2 separate regions of the Mus musculus genome follow, and region 2 is linked to region 1. Evidence: chromatin loops called from intact Hi-C (ENCODE). Cell type or tissue: left cerebral cortex. All regions are shown on one strand.

What was found. Hi-C counts contacts between places; a loop is a spot of excess contacts. Peaks named below come from ENCODE experiments on the same cell type or tissue, not always from the same donor. Only the 100,000 strongest peaks of a DNase experiment are listed, where the experiment ranks them.
Region 2: a loop joins it to region 1, with 5 times the contacts of the local background. A loop is called at or near these places in 2 of 42 quality-filtered maps.

The regions. Positions count from the first base shown.
Region 1 is chr13:113,406,206-113,414,205 of GRCm38, forward strand. No RefSeq gene overlaps it. Among named protein-coding and RNA genes, the nearest start is that of Gm41071, 14 kb to the right of the region's middle. In left cerebral cortex, no CTCF peak of the experiment used is centred here; a DNase peak (open chromatin) is centred at 3,817.
Region 2 is chr13:113,479,501-113,487,500 of GRCm38, forward strand. 4921509O07Rik (RIKEN cDNA 4921509O07 gene) reads right to left here. Exons shown (of 7, transcript NR_045501.1): 2 at 6,257-6,423; 3 at 5,018-5,155. It also overlaps the pseudogene Gm31191. Among named protein-coding and RNA genes, the nearest start is that of 4921509O07Rik, 19 kb to the right of the region's middle. In left cerebral cortex, no CTCF peak of the experiment used is centred here; DNase peaks (open chromatin) are centred at 3,578, 7,059 and 7,706.

The sequences.
Region 1 (8,000 bases):
GAAAGGCAGATGCAGGACCTTTGCCTCCACAGTGAGTTCTGGGTCAGCTTGGTTTCGTAGGAAGGCCCTATCTAGAACCCAAAGCAAAACTAATTTGTTCCAATACTTTAGATAGAAGACAATGTTTCTTTCTTTTTCTTTCCTCCTTTCTTTCTTCCTTCCTTTCTTTCTTTCTTTCTTTCTTTCTTTCTTTCTTTCTTTCTTTCTTTCTTTCTTCCTTCCTTCTTTCCTTCCTTCCTTCCTTCCTTCCTTCCTTCCTTCCTTTCTTTCCTTCTTTCTTTCTTTCTTTCTTTCTTTCTTTCTTTCTTTCTTTCTTTCTTTCTTTCTTTCCTTATGTCTTTTTTCTTTTTAATGTAGATTGAACCAGCTATACTGAAAACAATGCAAATCTAATAAATGTCCATTGGCTTATAAACATGGAACTCAAACAATTACGTTGCTTGAATCTTACAAATGTACATCCATAGTTTTAGAGTTTGCTGAAGTAGGGCGACAAGGTAAACTTTCTGGTCCCCAGGCAACTCTCTTGCTTATATTTGTACTTTCCAAATATACATGGTCCAAGAACCAGACATCATTAAATGCAGGTCCCTGCTCCTATGCTAAAGAATCCTATTCAGTATGTCCGAGAGAGGGACCTTCAGCTATGCCTTCAGTAGTATTCTTCATTGGGCAAGCTTGCGTACTGCACAGTAACAAAAATTCTCAGACCGAAAGATAGAAATGGCTTCACTGTGCATCTAGTACAGTGTGTTTAGGGGACAACAGGAGAAGAGATGAAATTTAAATGTGTATGTGGTAGCTCTTGAACCTTCCATTCTGATATTTTTTAGAGATTTAATTGTGTGTGGGTATGTGTGATTTAATTGTGTGTGTGTGTGTGTGTGTGTACATGTGTGTGCACATGTGTGCAGTTGTTCTAGGAGGCTGGAAGTAGGTGTTTGATACCCTGGATATGGAGTTACAGGCAATTGTAAACTGCCTAACATGGTGCTAGGAACTTAACTCCAGTCTTTTGCAAAGAGCACCAGCATGCTTACCCACTGAATGTCTCTCTAGCATGCCATTCCAAGTCTTCAAATGTTCTAATAATTGTCCCAAGATTTTTGGATACATGTGATCTCACCCAAGTATTACAATATTCACTTGAGCCCATAGACCCAGGACCTCAGTTTCTTAGCATTTCAAAAGTCACCAGGAAACAGGAACTGGTAGAGAAAATCAATTTATTTACAATTTAACCAAACAGGAAAGAATTTGATTCCTTCCTACCCTGTCTATAGCTGATTTATAAATCATAGAAAAGCATGAGGGAAATTAAAAAAAAAAAAAAGGATGTCTTCCGGTGGTGAGACATTTTTCCCAGGCCTTTCCTGAGAACTGGGAGACCTGGTCACCTTTTAGTCATTCTCTTTGTTTCTCTGCTGCAGAGACATTTTTGTTAATTTTGGTCCAAACCTAAGATAAATGAAGTAGATATTCACATTTTTTTTAAAAGAAAAGTCATGGGTGCTTCGTGGGATGATGGGATTAGGTTATTGCTGTCTTGGGCCTGGCAGGGTTCTCTAACCCTAAGTCTCTTTCTCTGCGAGGCGAAGGGCAAAGGGCTTTGCCCTTCTTCTTTGGAAATCAGCTTCAAGTGTGAACTCCTACCTGTTACACATATTAACTCTGCAGATGAGAGGTCACCGATCCATACATGCACTGGGAGATACAGCCTAAAAGCTAAGTAGCTACCAGGCCTTAAGTGCAAGAGATGTTTTAAAACATTTTTTCATTAAAAATTGTTTGTTGCTGGGTCTTTAATACCAACACCGGGGAGGCAGAGGCTGGTGGATCTCTGTGAGTTCGAGGCCAGCCTGGTCTAGAGAGTAAGTTCCAGGGCAGCCAGGGCTACACAAAGAAATCCTGCCTCGAAACAAACAACTGCTTTGTTACATTTACGTACTTTTAAATTGTGTGTTTGGGAGTTAGAGGATGTGCCACATCACACATAAGGAAGCGACAAGTCAGTCCGCTGCTCACGTGTAGTCCAGGGATTGAACCCAGGGCATCAGGATTGGCAGCTATCGTCTTGATCTTGTGAGCCATCTCATAGACATGATGGGAAAAATTTTAAATGTAGATTAAATCAGTTGTACTAAAAAATACGAATCTAATAAATGACCACTGTGCTCATTGACACAACAACAATGACGTATGTTGCCTGGATATGGCAAAGGTAGATCCTTGAGTTTAGAGCTTGCTAAAGAAGACTCAGGATTACATACTCAGCATTGTGACTTGCAGGCCATGGAGGACACAAGTGTCTCGCTTTGGACTCTAGAATAGCTCCACTGTCCCATCAGGGCTCTGGCACATCCTCTCAGCTTGTTAGCATAGTATCTGTATGTTACCTACTTTCCCCCTCTATTGACATCCGGATTCCCAGTCAGTTCTTTACATATTCTGCTGTTCTTGTTAGTCCTTAGCAATGAGTCCTGTAACGTTGGCTTAGTCTTCTCAAGTACAAACTTGGGACCCGTGTCCACCTTCTACATGGTTTATTCAATTTATACTTTTCTATGTCTAGGTGCCTTGCTGGACCCAATGGGATTGTGGGAATCTCAAGCTAACTAAAGAAATGAACTCAGAGTTCCTCTCAACCCACCTCATCTTCTCAGCAACCCCCCAGAAGATGCATTGTTTTTCTGGGCTAGTAAACTGAGGTCCGGCAAGATGCTTAGTCCATGCTTGCCCATGATACAGAGAATCTAATGAGTGAAGAGAGAGCCAGGTTACCTGAGAGCTTGCTGCTGTTGAGTGAGGATATTCTCTAGGGCACACGCTGTGGGAAGGCATGCATGGGGTTACCAGTCACCAACTTCTTGTCGGTCCTGCATATAGCAGCTGCTGTTCATCTTGGCACTCGTGAGACTGCTGTGCCCTCAGTCAAAGTACTTTTGGCCTTTGAGTCTTGTCATGGAGAAGTTGGAGCTAGGCCTTTGTCCTCTCCTTACCTTTGAGACTCTCCTGGAAAGTCTTTCTCCTCTGTATTTTGTGTCTCCTGGACAGTTCCTCTACAGGGGCCTCCTCTTCTTGATTCAGGGACATGGTGGGACCCAGACCACACAGAATAGGCAGCCCCAAAGTGTCATCTTGTGCTGGGAGAGGGAACAGGGATGCCTATGCTGCTTTGGTTCCAGTCCTGATGGTCACACTCTCAAAATGGCCTCTGGCTACAATTGGCAAACATAACTTTATGTGTGTTGAATCTGATGTGATTTCAAAATAGAGGCTCATGTTCTATATTATTTGTATTTCCTTTGTTTTTAGTAATCCATTCTTATTATAATTTTATAAGAGCTTTGGCCCATTGTGAACTGGAGAAAAAGAAAAATAAAACTGGCTCTTGAACACAGATATGTTGAAAAACCCCACAGATACCAAAACCAAGAGTTCAGAGTTGATAGGCCTTGCCTCTGGCTTTTTAAGTAACCCCACGCAGAAGTGGGGAGACCCTGACCTATGGCTGCTCATGGCCTTTCTGGGATGCTAGGAGGTGGTCCATATAATATTTCCCCACCAAGGGCAAAGCTTTCTTATTTCCCATTCTGCTTCTCTTCCTATGCCCAGAGCTGCGCCAACCTTGCTGCTTCTCAATGAAAGCTTTTAAGGAGTTCTTTTTTTCTTTTCAGTCAGTATTTTTCATGAGAGTGCATGCTCCTCACATATTTCACATGGCCTGAATTTTTTATGAATCCAAGAACAAATGTATTTTTGGCTAAGACCGACACATATTTTTGGAGTCGGAGGGCTGTACATTTGTCTCCTGGCAAACATAATGTGAAGCAGATGGAACTGCATGCGGCACGCTTTCATTCTGCAGTCGGCTTCGGGTGTCCTGCTGGGAAACTGCATCCTTTAGGAAGTCTGTTAACACTTCCATGGAAACTGACGTGGTACCCACCGCCTCCTCCTGGAGGGATACATCACCCTGCTAACACAGAGCGAGTCGAGTGACTCTTCAGATTGCTTCTGGTCAGTGGTGTTGTGACCTTTGCTTTACTTGGAAGGGAGCTTTTGAAGTAGACTTGACCAGTGAGCGAATGAGGGAGAGGACGGAGAGTGTTCCTGGCAGGGAGCTAAGTCCAAAGCCTCAAAGGACTGCTGTGATCAGATAAGAACAAGCCCCCCCCCCCAACTATTATTTCCATGTCATTTGCAGTTTTGTGATAGAGCAAGGTAATGTCCCAGGGAACCCTGCATTGCACAGAACTGGACCAGTCCAGTCCACTCAATGGGTTACTTATCAATAATTAGATTCAGAAGTGACTTATGACGTCGGATAAGTCATCTTGACACAACTCCAGTGTTTGGGTCTAATCTTACTTTGGGCCATTTTTGGTTTCGTTTCTCTTTATTTTATTTTCAGGCTCCCACTATGAAGCCTAGTCTGACTTTATAATCCTCCTGCCTCAATCTCCTAAATGGGATAATAGACCTGTGCCACCTTGCTTGATTCTTTGGGCCACTGTTGCCCCACTATGTATAAAAAATAATTTCTTGAACAAGTGAAAAATAAATGAAATTGAGATCCAGAGAAAGTAAGTCTTTTGTCAAAAATGAGAGTTCAAACCATACGTAGTGAGGAAATTTCCAAGAAGGCCAGAAGGCTTGGTTTCAGTGATCACAGATCTTGGAATTACCCTACATTCATCAGTCTAGACTTGGATTGACTTGCCCTTGGCTACTACACAAGGTAAAACCTTGCAACCCATGGGCTAGGTTTGGTTCCCAATGGACAGGAATTCTGCTCATTTCTACCAAGAGCTCTTGGATCTCAGTATGTCAAAGCAGTTTCGGGTGACTGTTGTGTGATCATTTCACATTATCTTGTTTTACTCAAGGAAGTAAAAGCTCTTGATGGAAGGCTAGACACTGTTACCATGCTCCAAGGCAGAGGTCTGTTTCAACTCTGCTGTGACTGGAGCTAGGCTGGCAGATTTCAATCTCTCGATAAAATAAGGGTAAAGAAAAGACTGGTTTAAACATCTTACAACAGGCTAAGATTTCAAAAGTTTAACAGTTTTGAGAGAAAAGAAGAGTCAGGATGTGAATGAGGTCAGGGGGTCAAGTGGAGTAGGCTTGAGGGTCCCTGTATCTGGGGGAGGGATGAGTTGCTGTGGCTGGTTCGTGGCTTCACTGTTACTAGTGGATTCCCTAGACTTGGCCCTTGCCTGGGACAGTAATTCATTTATTATATGTACCTTAAGTTCCCACCATAGGTGGACCATCTGCTTTCTGCTGTGATTTAAATGAAAAGGAGGCTGTCTTTTCTCTCATGGGATCCATGAGATCATCCATGGGATATTGTCAAACTAGAATAACTCTCCTTGGTAAGACCTAGTTGTCCTCTGAGATGTCCTTTGCATTACTGTTACCCATTGAACTTCCAGTAGTTCCTTCATCTGTTGGCATCTCCAGCATCCAGACCATTGCCCTTTAGTATCCATGGGTACTCAGCCCAGGGAGTGGCACTATTAGAAGGTGTGGCATTGTTGGAGTAGATGTGGCACTGTGGGTGTGGACTTTACGACCTTTATCCTAGCTGCTTGGAAGTGAGCATTCTGCTAACAGCCTTCAGGTGAAGCTGTAGAACTCTTTTTTTTTTTTAATTGGTTTTTTGAGACAGGGTTTCTCTGTGTAGCCCTGGCTGTCCTGGAACTCACTTTGTAGAACAGGCTGGCCTCAAACTCAGAAATCTGCCTGCCTCTGCCTAACTCCTCCTGCACCATGCCTGCCTGGACACTGCCAAGTTCTCACCTTGATGATAATGGACTGTAAGCCAGCCCCAATTAAATGTTGTCCTTATGAGAGTTGTCTTGGTCATGGTATCTGTTCCCAGTAGTAAAACCCTAACTAAGATGCATGGAGAACCCATTCACCAATATACGTTCCAGTTCTTGGACCTTGTCTAATACAGTGCCATTTCCACCTAACCAACACCCTTAGTATCTCTCAGAACTGTTCCACCTCTGACATCTTAATCTACTAACTCCCTTTCAAGCTGAACCCTTACATTTCCAGACTTCTTTCCACTCCCCTTCGTTTGATCATTAGTCTCATTCAGACCATCTCATCATTTGATTTCTTTCATTTCCCTCTAATACAGTGTTCTCAATCTTCCTAATGCTGCAACCCTTTAATGCAGTTCCTCATGCTGTGGTGACCCCATCCATATAATTATTTTGTTGCTACTTTATAACTGTAACTTTGCTAGTTATGGATTATAATGTAAATACCTGCTGTGCGAGATACATGGTACCCTAAGGGGTCACAATCCACAATGGTTAAAAAACATTGATATAGCCTATTTGTGTCCTTTTGGCCTCACTGTCTGAACATCTACTGGTTTAGACTCAAGCAACACACTCTGATTCATACCCATAAATCCTTGAGTCTTTGTTCTGCTAGTGTCTCTGGCTAGAAAAGTCTGGGTGAAGTTTCAGTCCTTCCTACATAAGGCAAGCCTGGAAAGAATGTAGGGGATATGATGGGTAAAGCATACTAATACTAAGAGCAAGAAGAATTAACATGTTAAGGCACTTATTCCTCTGAAATTGACTCTACTAGGTGCCCAAGAAATGCAGTGGGTACAAGAGAAGTTTATTAGTCAGGGCCCTCTAAAAGAACAGAGATGATGAAATATATAACTGGAACACACACACACACGGTCCAAATAAATATATATTTGGTCCACCAGGTGAAGTTGTAGACTATCGATGTTTGTGTCTGTGTATCTGTGTGTCTGTATGCCTGTGCGTGTATTAAAAGGGGATTTATTAGAGTGGCTTACAGGCCGTAGTTGGACTAGTCCATTAATGGTTGTAAAAACCAAGCATCCAGGAGAAGTTCAGCGAAGAGACTGGATGTCTCAGTAGTCTCACTCTGATGCAGGGTCCCAGGGTTGTCTTAGAGAACTATCAATTTCCAGTTTGCCTTAGAACCCCAAAGATGAAGGTTCTAACACCATCGAAGGAATGCTTTGGGGACAGGAGAGATGAACTGGCCAGTGAGAGTGAAGGCAAGCAGTCAAAAATCAAAACCTTCTACCTTCTACTTCCTTTTAGGTGGGCTGCCACCAGAAGGTGTGGCCCAGGCTCAGGGTGGGTCTTCTGATGTCAAATGGTTCATCCTGGCTGGCTTGAGTCTTATTTGCAACTCTTTTAAGGCTCCTTTTGTTGTTCATCTCCTGCTGCATTTGCTTTGGACAGAGAAGCCTGGCTACTTTCTGAAGATGAAACACAGGATGGAAACATTAGCTTTGAACTTAGGGCAAGATCCTGGTTCACGTTGTAAGGTGGGATGGCTATCTTCCCCAGCAACCGTTTTCATCTTGTTCTGTATTTCCCCTGGGAGACAAAAGATATGCCAAGAACAATACAATAAGACTCAGAACTGGGTTCTTGATGGCTATCAGTTTGGACCACTCACCTTGATATGTTTATAAAAAGATAAAGAAGTATAAGATATGAGATGTGGGGGAAGGGGGGGGGTCTCAGCATGTGCCTTTCCCCCTGACACAGGATGGTATAGTATAGAATAGAGTTTATTTAGGGTATGAAGAGGGGAGTTAAGAGGGTAGTCGAGGCAGAGAAAGGCGGGGGGGGGGGGGCTGGAGAGAGAGAGAGAGAGAGAGAGAGAGAGAAGGGGAGGGGAGGGGAGGGGAGGGGAGAAGAGAAGAGAAGAGAAGAGAAGAGAAGAGAAGAGAAGAGAAGAGAAGAGAAGAGAAGAGAAGAGAAGAGAAGAGAAGAGAAGAGAAGAAGAGAAGTAGAGATCAGCCATGGCCATGAGCATGTGGAGAGAGGGGTGGAGGAAGGGGAAATGAAGAGCAAGAGAGAAGCAAGAGGGAAGCAAGAGTAAGAGAGAGAGGAGGGGACAAGCACCCCTTTAGTGGGTCAGGCCTACCTGGCTGTTGCCAGGTAACTGTGGGGAGGAGCATACCTAGCTGTTGCCAG
Region 2 (8,000 bases), 73 kb after region 1:
TCTTCTGAGAACACTGGATGAAGTCACTGCAAAGTCCACATCGCCCAATAGACTGGTAAACCAATTTTGGGGACCAGGTTTCAACAGGTCTCTGGTTTTAAGGAATTAAGTATTATGTGGATGGTACAGGGGGAAGAGGATATAAAAATGAATTTAGAATTTTCCCAGACCACAAGGCATTTTGTGCCTTGGTGGCCACCGATGTCAAGGCCAGGATTGCTCTCCAACAAGAGCCTTCCAAAATTATCAGGGAAAGATGTTTTCTGTCCTCAATCCAGCTTGGGAGAGATTTTGTTACTGACACATGATCCTCCCACCCCCAGTAATGAAATGTTCTGTGTGCTAACAATAGAGCTTAAAAAAGAAAAAAAAAGTAAAACAAAATTCTGTATTTTTATAAAACTTGATAAAAAATAGTATTTCAAACTGTAAAGTTACCAGAAGTACACAGTTACCAAAAATGCACACACATCACTTGGCATCTCCAGCACCTTCAGTTTTCTGAGCCTGGTCTGTTTTGGCATCTACATTTTCTGCAGGATTATTTGCATCCTTACCGGCGTTGGCTTTCCCCTTCCTCCCCTTGGGTACCTTCTCTCCCTTCTTCTCCGGGGCCTTTTTAGGTTTGGGCTCACTTTGGAGGAGCAGGTTTAGAAGACAACCTTGCAGATCTTCTCCGTGACTCCTCCTTCACCTTGACTTTGTCTCCTTTAGCATTCCCCTTCAGCCTTTCTTTTGGGCATGGTGGTAGCAGAAGACCTCGGCGCTGAACACGGGTATACAGCAGCACGCGGGTTTGGTTCATCTGGGAGTCGTCCTTGTTGCTTCTTCACACTGCTCTGCAAAAATATTTCTTAAATGGTAGCCTCAGAAGGAAGACAGTAGGCCGGAAGCAGATCACCTTACCAAAGAGGGCTGCTCCCTCATTCTTATTGATGGTCACACACGTCCTTGGAGATATAGTCTCACCATCCTCGTCAGGCAGATTGTGCGGCCAACCAGTCCATGTCAAGGTGATCAGAAGTATGTTGATCCTGGCATTATTTCAGTACTTGGAATCCAGAAACCCTCAAACTGTTAGGTACAACACTTCTCCTCCTCCTCCTCCTTTTTCTTCTTCTTCCTCTTCTTCCTCCTCCTCTTCCTCCTCTTCCTCCTCTCTCCCCCTCCTCTTCATCATCCTGCTGTTCCTCGTCTTCTTCACTCTGAGAATAAAGCCTAGGTAAGCACTCTACCGTGGAGCTAAATCCTCATCCCCACAGCAATTCATCTTTGAAACTGAAAATAAATTTTGTACTAAGGTTGTTATAATGGGCACTGGGGCTTTTGGGTAATATCTTCAATTCTCCTTGAAGATGCTAATAAGAACTCTCCACTTTGTTCCTAGTATGCTAGAGGCATGCTATTTGCTCAGACTAATTACATGTAAGTTGAAGCTACACGTCTTCCAGGTAGATGTCTTCAAGAATTGGTCACTGTCAAAGTCAACCAAATATAGACAAGTTTTCAGAAAAATAATTTTTATTTGAGAATAAACAAGAATCAGGCTGGAGTCCAAGATAGATCGATGTGCCCTCTGGGATGTCTGGAGGACAAAGCAAAGGTAGGAAGTTTCATTAAGACAGAGAAATGTATAATAATTTTGAAAGAAAAATCACTTTTGGTGGAGATGGAAAACTCTGGATAACAAGTGGTAGCCGTTGTAATATAAAGCTACTCTTAAGACAGACAGTTCTGCCACTAGATTTTCTGTTTGGTTGGTTGGTTAGTTGGTTCATTGCTTTTTCGAGACAGGGCTTCTTTGTGTAGTCCTAGCTGTCCTAGAACTCACTCTGTAGATCAGAGTGACCTCGAACGCATAGAGATCCAACTGCCTCCATGTCCTGAGTGCTGGGATCAAAGGTATGCACCACTACTGCCTGGTTGTGTCATCAGTTTTTATGTATAGCTAATCCAAGCTAATCCTAAGGGGAGAGCTGGCTACTGCTTTACAGCGGTTCAGAGACTTTTTGGAGCAACATTCACACCTTAAATGTTCCGCCCTTTGTCTATGGGTTTTCTGGCTCTACTTTGGTCAGATGTGACAGGTACGATTCTGTTTTTACATTAATTTTTATCCCAGCGATGCCACCATGGTCCTTTCCCCATGTCACTGTGATCGGCCATGTTCAAGTGGGTGAAGTCCATCTGCCAAGTTTCCTGTGTGCACATGACGTTCAGAGCCTGCTGCCAGGCTGCTGAGGAGTGATGGACAGACAGACAGGCTGGGAGAGTAATGAACTGTTGATTTAAGTCTGTACTACTGTATAATCAAGCCTATGTTCCCTAGAATATCAAAGCAGCAGTAACTACAGACAATAGATAGTCCAACCAATTTATTTCTTTTTAGGGAAACTTTTAATGGTTTATTTCTTTTTAGGGAAACTTTTTAAATGACCTATTTTTTATGTTTATTTTATATACGCTGGTGTTTTGCCTGCATTCATGTTTGTGTCAAAGTGTCAAATCACTTGGAACTGGATTACAGACTGTTGTCAGCTGCCATGTGGGTACTGGGAATTGAACCAGTGTCCTCTGGTAGAGCAGCCAGTGCTCTTCACTGCTAAGCCATATAGAAACTTTCTAAATATAAGAATTGAACATTTTCCTTTTTTCTAAGGATCCTAAAAAGCCTGGCAACCATTGTTGAAATGTACTTGACCAACCAAACGTGTTACACAAATAAGTGTTTGTGGCACTGGCTAGATTTGGGTAATGTCACTAATAGTTAAATATCACATGAAATTTATTTTAAAATTTATATATCCTAAATTTTATCTGCACTGTGAAATAGTTCTATTTTTGAAATGATCCCTGAAATTCTGGAATTTGTATTAGATCTACCTGCATATAAGAGTAACTACTCCCATTTTAATATGTAAATGTGAAAATATGTGGCTCAGGATTCATGTAAAAAGGTTTAGCCTGAGATGACCTAAATAGCACTAGTAAGATCACTGATGGATTATGGGACCTCACCTGAACCAGTGCTATGCACGTGAAATACCAGGTTTGTTTGCTTGGGTTCTGCTTAGAATTATGGTCCGTGTTTCTTCAGAGCTGTTTCCGATATTCAGTCAAGAACATGTTTGAAAATTGACTTTGTTCTATCAGAGTAGCTTTATTAGGGTAATTATTAAGGAGACAAGTATCTGACCTTAAAGGGCTGTTTAAATTGTTGTGTGGTTTGGAGAGATTATTTGTAGCTTGAAACGCACATCATCGAGTTTCCAAATGTATTCAGGTCCACTGTTGTCAAAGATCCCAAAATGTACTTTAAAATGCAACTTAAATTGCATGTAGCAAATGCTGCCTTCTGTTCATCTAGCATCCAGTGCAGAAAACCAACACAGCACGGTTTAAAATAAATACAGATAGGCATGGAGAGTGCACATCAAATGCCTTTTGCTCCTCTGAGGTTTTCCTGTTTTAAAGAGCAATGGTTAGGTCAGGCATCTCAGCTTTTGTGCTAGACAAGATGTAACTAGCCTTGTATTTCTGGGCACTTTCGTGGAAGGAGCAGAGCCAGTTCACAAAACTGTCTCTTGAAGCTAGGCTGACTCAGAACATCTCCATATGGATGTCCCAAGACAACTTATTCTCATGTGTCCCAAAATGAACTTGCTCCCCCTCCCAATCCCAAACTGTGTTCCACAGTCCCATTCATCTCTCACATGCAACTCTCCTCTGATTCCATGGCTCAGCACTTGCATCTGGTCTCCCCTGGGGGTCCCACAGTCCCAGGCTTTACCTCCTTACTGGTTCTCCTGCCTCCAGTAGCACCATGCACCCAGCTGTTTCCACCAAATTAAGCTCTATAGAGCCCAGGTGAGGAACTCCTGCCCCCATCTCAGTAAGTTCTCTGGAGCCCAAGATCCTATTGCTGCTCTTCACTGCCACAGGGCTCCTCTGCCCTAGTCTCCTGCTCTGTGTCCCTCCAGCACACCAGCTACCAGTCAAATTTTAATGATGTGGAGCCTTAGAGAAAAGAGGTGAAGCCTAGGTATCTATTTCTCTGCTTCCTTCCCACACCAGTCAAGAGATCTGCTTCTCCAACCTGTGGTATCGCCCTATCCCGAAGCCTTCTGAGTGCCCCTGATTTCAAAGCCTCCTATGCTGTGGTTCACTTTTCAATACAGGAGGATGAATTCAGAGCCTTGCACGACTAGGAGAGTGCTCACTCTTGAGCTATACCCCTGGTCCCCTTTTTCACTTTTCATGTTGAGACAGGCCATCGTGGAGTTGCCCGTACTGGCCTCAAATCACTCTGTGACCTCCTGGTCCTTGAACTTATGATCTCCTGCTTCAGCCTCCAAAGCAGTTAGGATTAGAGACTCACAGCATCAAAGCAGCTTCTAGAATATACTTGACATCCCTCCTTTTGACTTTCCTTTTTTCTTCTTTTCAGACTGAAAGTATCTTCTTTCTTTCGTATTTAATCCCAGGTTGTCCCTACCCTGGGTTTACTCAGCAGGAAGGTAGCAGAAATGGGGTATGTAAGGGGCCACGAACCTTGGCTCTGCTTAGAGAAAAGAACCACCCAGACCAGGAAGACCAGTTAGGGCCTTCACACGCATAAGGAATGAGTAACATCTCCAAGCCAGCCACTGAAATGACATTATCTGCTTCAACTGCTAGTATTATCTCCACTAACTTTATCAAACAAACATTCTTTAAAAATGAACATAAAAGCCCTGTTTCTGAGTGAGGGCCTGAAGTAGGTCAATAAGGCAATCTAAAGTTGTTCACATCAGGAAGTTGTGATGACAAGGCTCCTGAAGGAATTTAGCAAGAATGTGCTTTCTATTGGGGTCATTGACCCATGGTAGAGATGAAAAGCTGGTGGCCCTGGCGTTTCTGGACTCGTCCAGGCCATTGGTCAAAATGTTCACGATATCCCTCGTTTGTCAAAGAAGAAAAATTAGGAGATAGAAATAAGATGAAGTGAAGTATTTACAGATGGGCTGAATGTACTCACAAAGGATCTCCATGCTCTGGGGCTGCCATCAGTTAATTCCGGGGACGTGCAAAGCAGCTGACACACGTGGAACATCTTTTGCATGTGGTTGTCGTTGCCACTAGCAAGACAGAAACCGAGGACAAGTAAAATCTCCTCCTAGAAACCAGAGTTGAGAAATGAATGTAAGAATCTAGAAACAGAACATCCCACAGCCATGATGGCTTTGTGCCTCTATCTCCCTCCTGCCCCGCCCTGTCCTCCCCTGGGCACAGGCTGAAGTTGGTCCTTTCAAGAAGTGATCTTCTAGTCAAAAGAGACTGGTCTTGTCTTCTGTCCCTTGTGAAGGAGTTTGAACTAACAACAACAACAAAAAAAAATGTTGCCAGTCAGCTGTCATGTTTAATTCTTATCTCTGTTGATAAATGTCACAGTTTAGATTAATTCAACACACATGCACACACACACATATCTCAAAGAAGAGCTGTAAGATAATTACAATGGGGGCAAGCCAAGCAAGATGCAAGATGGAATTAGGTGGGTGTGGGAACAGAGGTATTTAAAAAAAAAAAAAAAAAAAAAAAAAACCACACCACACCACACCACACCAGAAAAGAGATCCACATTTTTAGGGGACTTGAGATCTTAGGAGCATGGAGGCAGAGGTGGTGTCGACATACCCACATCCAAATTTAATAAATGCTGGGGGCAAGTGGAATTCAGACAGAATGAGTCCACTGTGAGAAAGAAGAATAGTAGCTTTCAAGTCTTTGTCTACATGGGTCAATATGGAGACATTCTGGTTGAATGGGTGCCTTCACACACCTCTGGGAAAGCCTGACACTATTTGGACAGAGCTTGAAAACTGCTATGATAAATGAGTCCCAGTGAGTATTTTTCAGTAGAGGGCAGCTTCTACAAATCTGATACCATACAGTGTTCTCCGGTTTCTCCTGGTGCAATATCTAGCCAATCTCAAAGACATCTGGCTCTGTCAGTCTTCCCTCCATTTTCATGGACAGCCCTCCTCATCTTATCATTACCCATAATCCCTCACTTGTCTCCCTACGGCTGGTCCCTGTCACTTCCAGTATGTGCTGAACACAGAAAGCAGACTAGCTGTTCTCCTAACACACTTTTGTAACACTCCCTTGCTTAAGAGTCCACAGAAGTGCCCGATTACCACTGCTTTATTCATGCTTCCCCTCGCCACACCCATCCTTCTACAATCTCTGTTGCAACACACATGACCTCTCTCACCTTCCGGCTTACAGAGATTGTCCATTGTCTTGACCGCTCTGAATATACTGCCCTCCCAACTCTTGTCACCCGATGACTCCTACTGCTTCTCCTTATACATCACTTCTTTGAAAAGTAGATGGATCCACGCCTCCATCTTGTCAAGCTTATATCACTCCATGGCTTCTCTATCAAAGGAAATATAATGATCATCATTTTAAGGGCTTTCTTATTATCTCAGTCTCTTCCTAATATAAACAAGGGTGGTTTATCCCCAGGACTTACCCTTATATTCCCAAATCATGTATTGTTACAGTATAATTTATTTAATGGGTGAATGAACTCAACACAAATATTTACTGAATGAATGAATGAATGAATGAATGAATACATGGATTCATTCATTGATAGAATAATTGACAAGTAGTGTGGTGTAAGAGTATATGGTTCTTTGTGGCATCCCTTTAGGAGCTCTTTCCTTTGTGACTCCCATGAATGGGGGCCACAAGTAAATGTTTCTCTCATCTCTCCCTAAATGGAATACCCAAGACAGGGATCATGAAATTTTTGGAAATGAGGTACTCTCTGTATGAAGAGAGGTGTTGCAATTCTATATTGAAGAAAGGATTTAGGTTACAATTTCCCACATAGCTGTCAGTGGTAGGGAACAAAACCCTAAGAGCAGGAAAATGGCTATCTCCCTCTTGTAGTCAACAGTGCGGATGTGTAGGTGGTGGCAAACCTTAGCTTTCTCTTGCTATTTGAAATCCACTATTCTATTGAGCAAGGACTTGCCAAGAGTCTCAGGAATAGCACAGTCATGCCTGAAACCCAGTTCTTGCTGCTACCGACCATAGTTCCTTGCTGTTCTCAGAAAGCCCGTTGTTAACTCAACACAGTGCAGGCAGAGCTTCCTTTCCAGCTCACGTGGCGACCTTTGATGGAAGTGCTGAGAAAGCAAGAGGCCAAAGCCAGAGCACTTCCCCCTAACTTAAATTTCCAGCTCAGCAAAGCCCCGTGTGCAGTGGGTAGGGTGTGAGTGAGGCAAGGGTCAGAATAGGCAAATCCAGGGCAAACAACAAGAAATTCATCCCTGTGCCTGGCAAGTCCTTTTTCTCCTGGGACTTCAGAGAACAGCTTCACTTTATTTATTTATTCTTTTCAATCTTTTGGGACTCTCAAGGGAGAACAGTTGCTTAGATGGCTGCAAGAATACAAGTACTCAACAAAAGCAGGATGAGTATCTGAGGTCCACCTTCCACCCTAGTCTTATTGTAAAGAATAAAAGGTCTTCATCTGTCCAAACTACTTGTACTCCCTCATCCCTGTGATCTCACTATGGACGTGGAAATGTGGAAGGAAGGCTGTGATTGAAAGGACAGAAAGGGAACAGGTCGCCAGAGCAAGCCTGGTCTCAAGCTCCACTTCACCTCAATAGTGAAATAGCAGAACCACATGATAGCAAGAAGCAAAAAAATAAAATAAAATAACTCATTTGCATAGTGGAAATTACATGCCTGGGAAATTGAATGCGTTATGACTCACCCTAACTGCTCAAGACTGAACATCGCCAATCAGTAATACGGTGGGAATTACATGCTGAGCCACTGCATGTGAAGTGGCTCGCCCTAACCCAGTGAGACTCCACCCTCAAGCTCATCCCATACACAGGCACTTCTTTCTTTTACTGCCATGCCTGCTGCTCTCTTTGGAGTGCACCAAATAAACTTATCCTCTATCTGTTCGGGTTTAAAGCCACAATTCT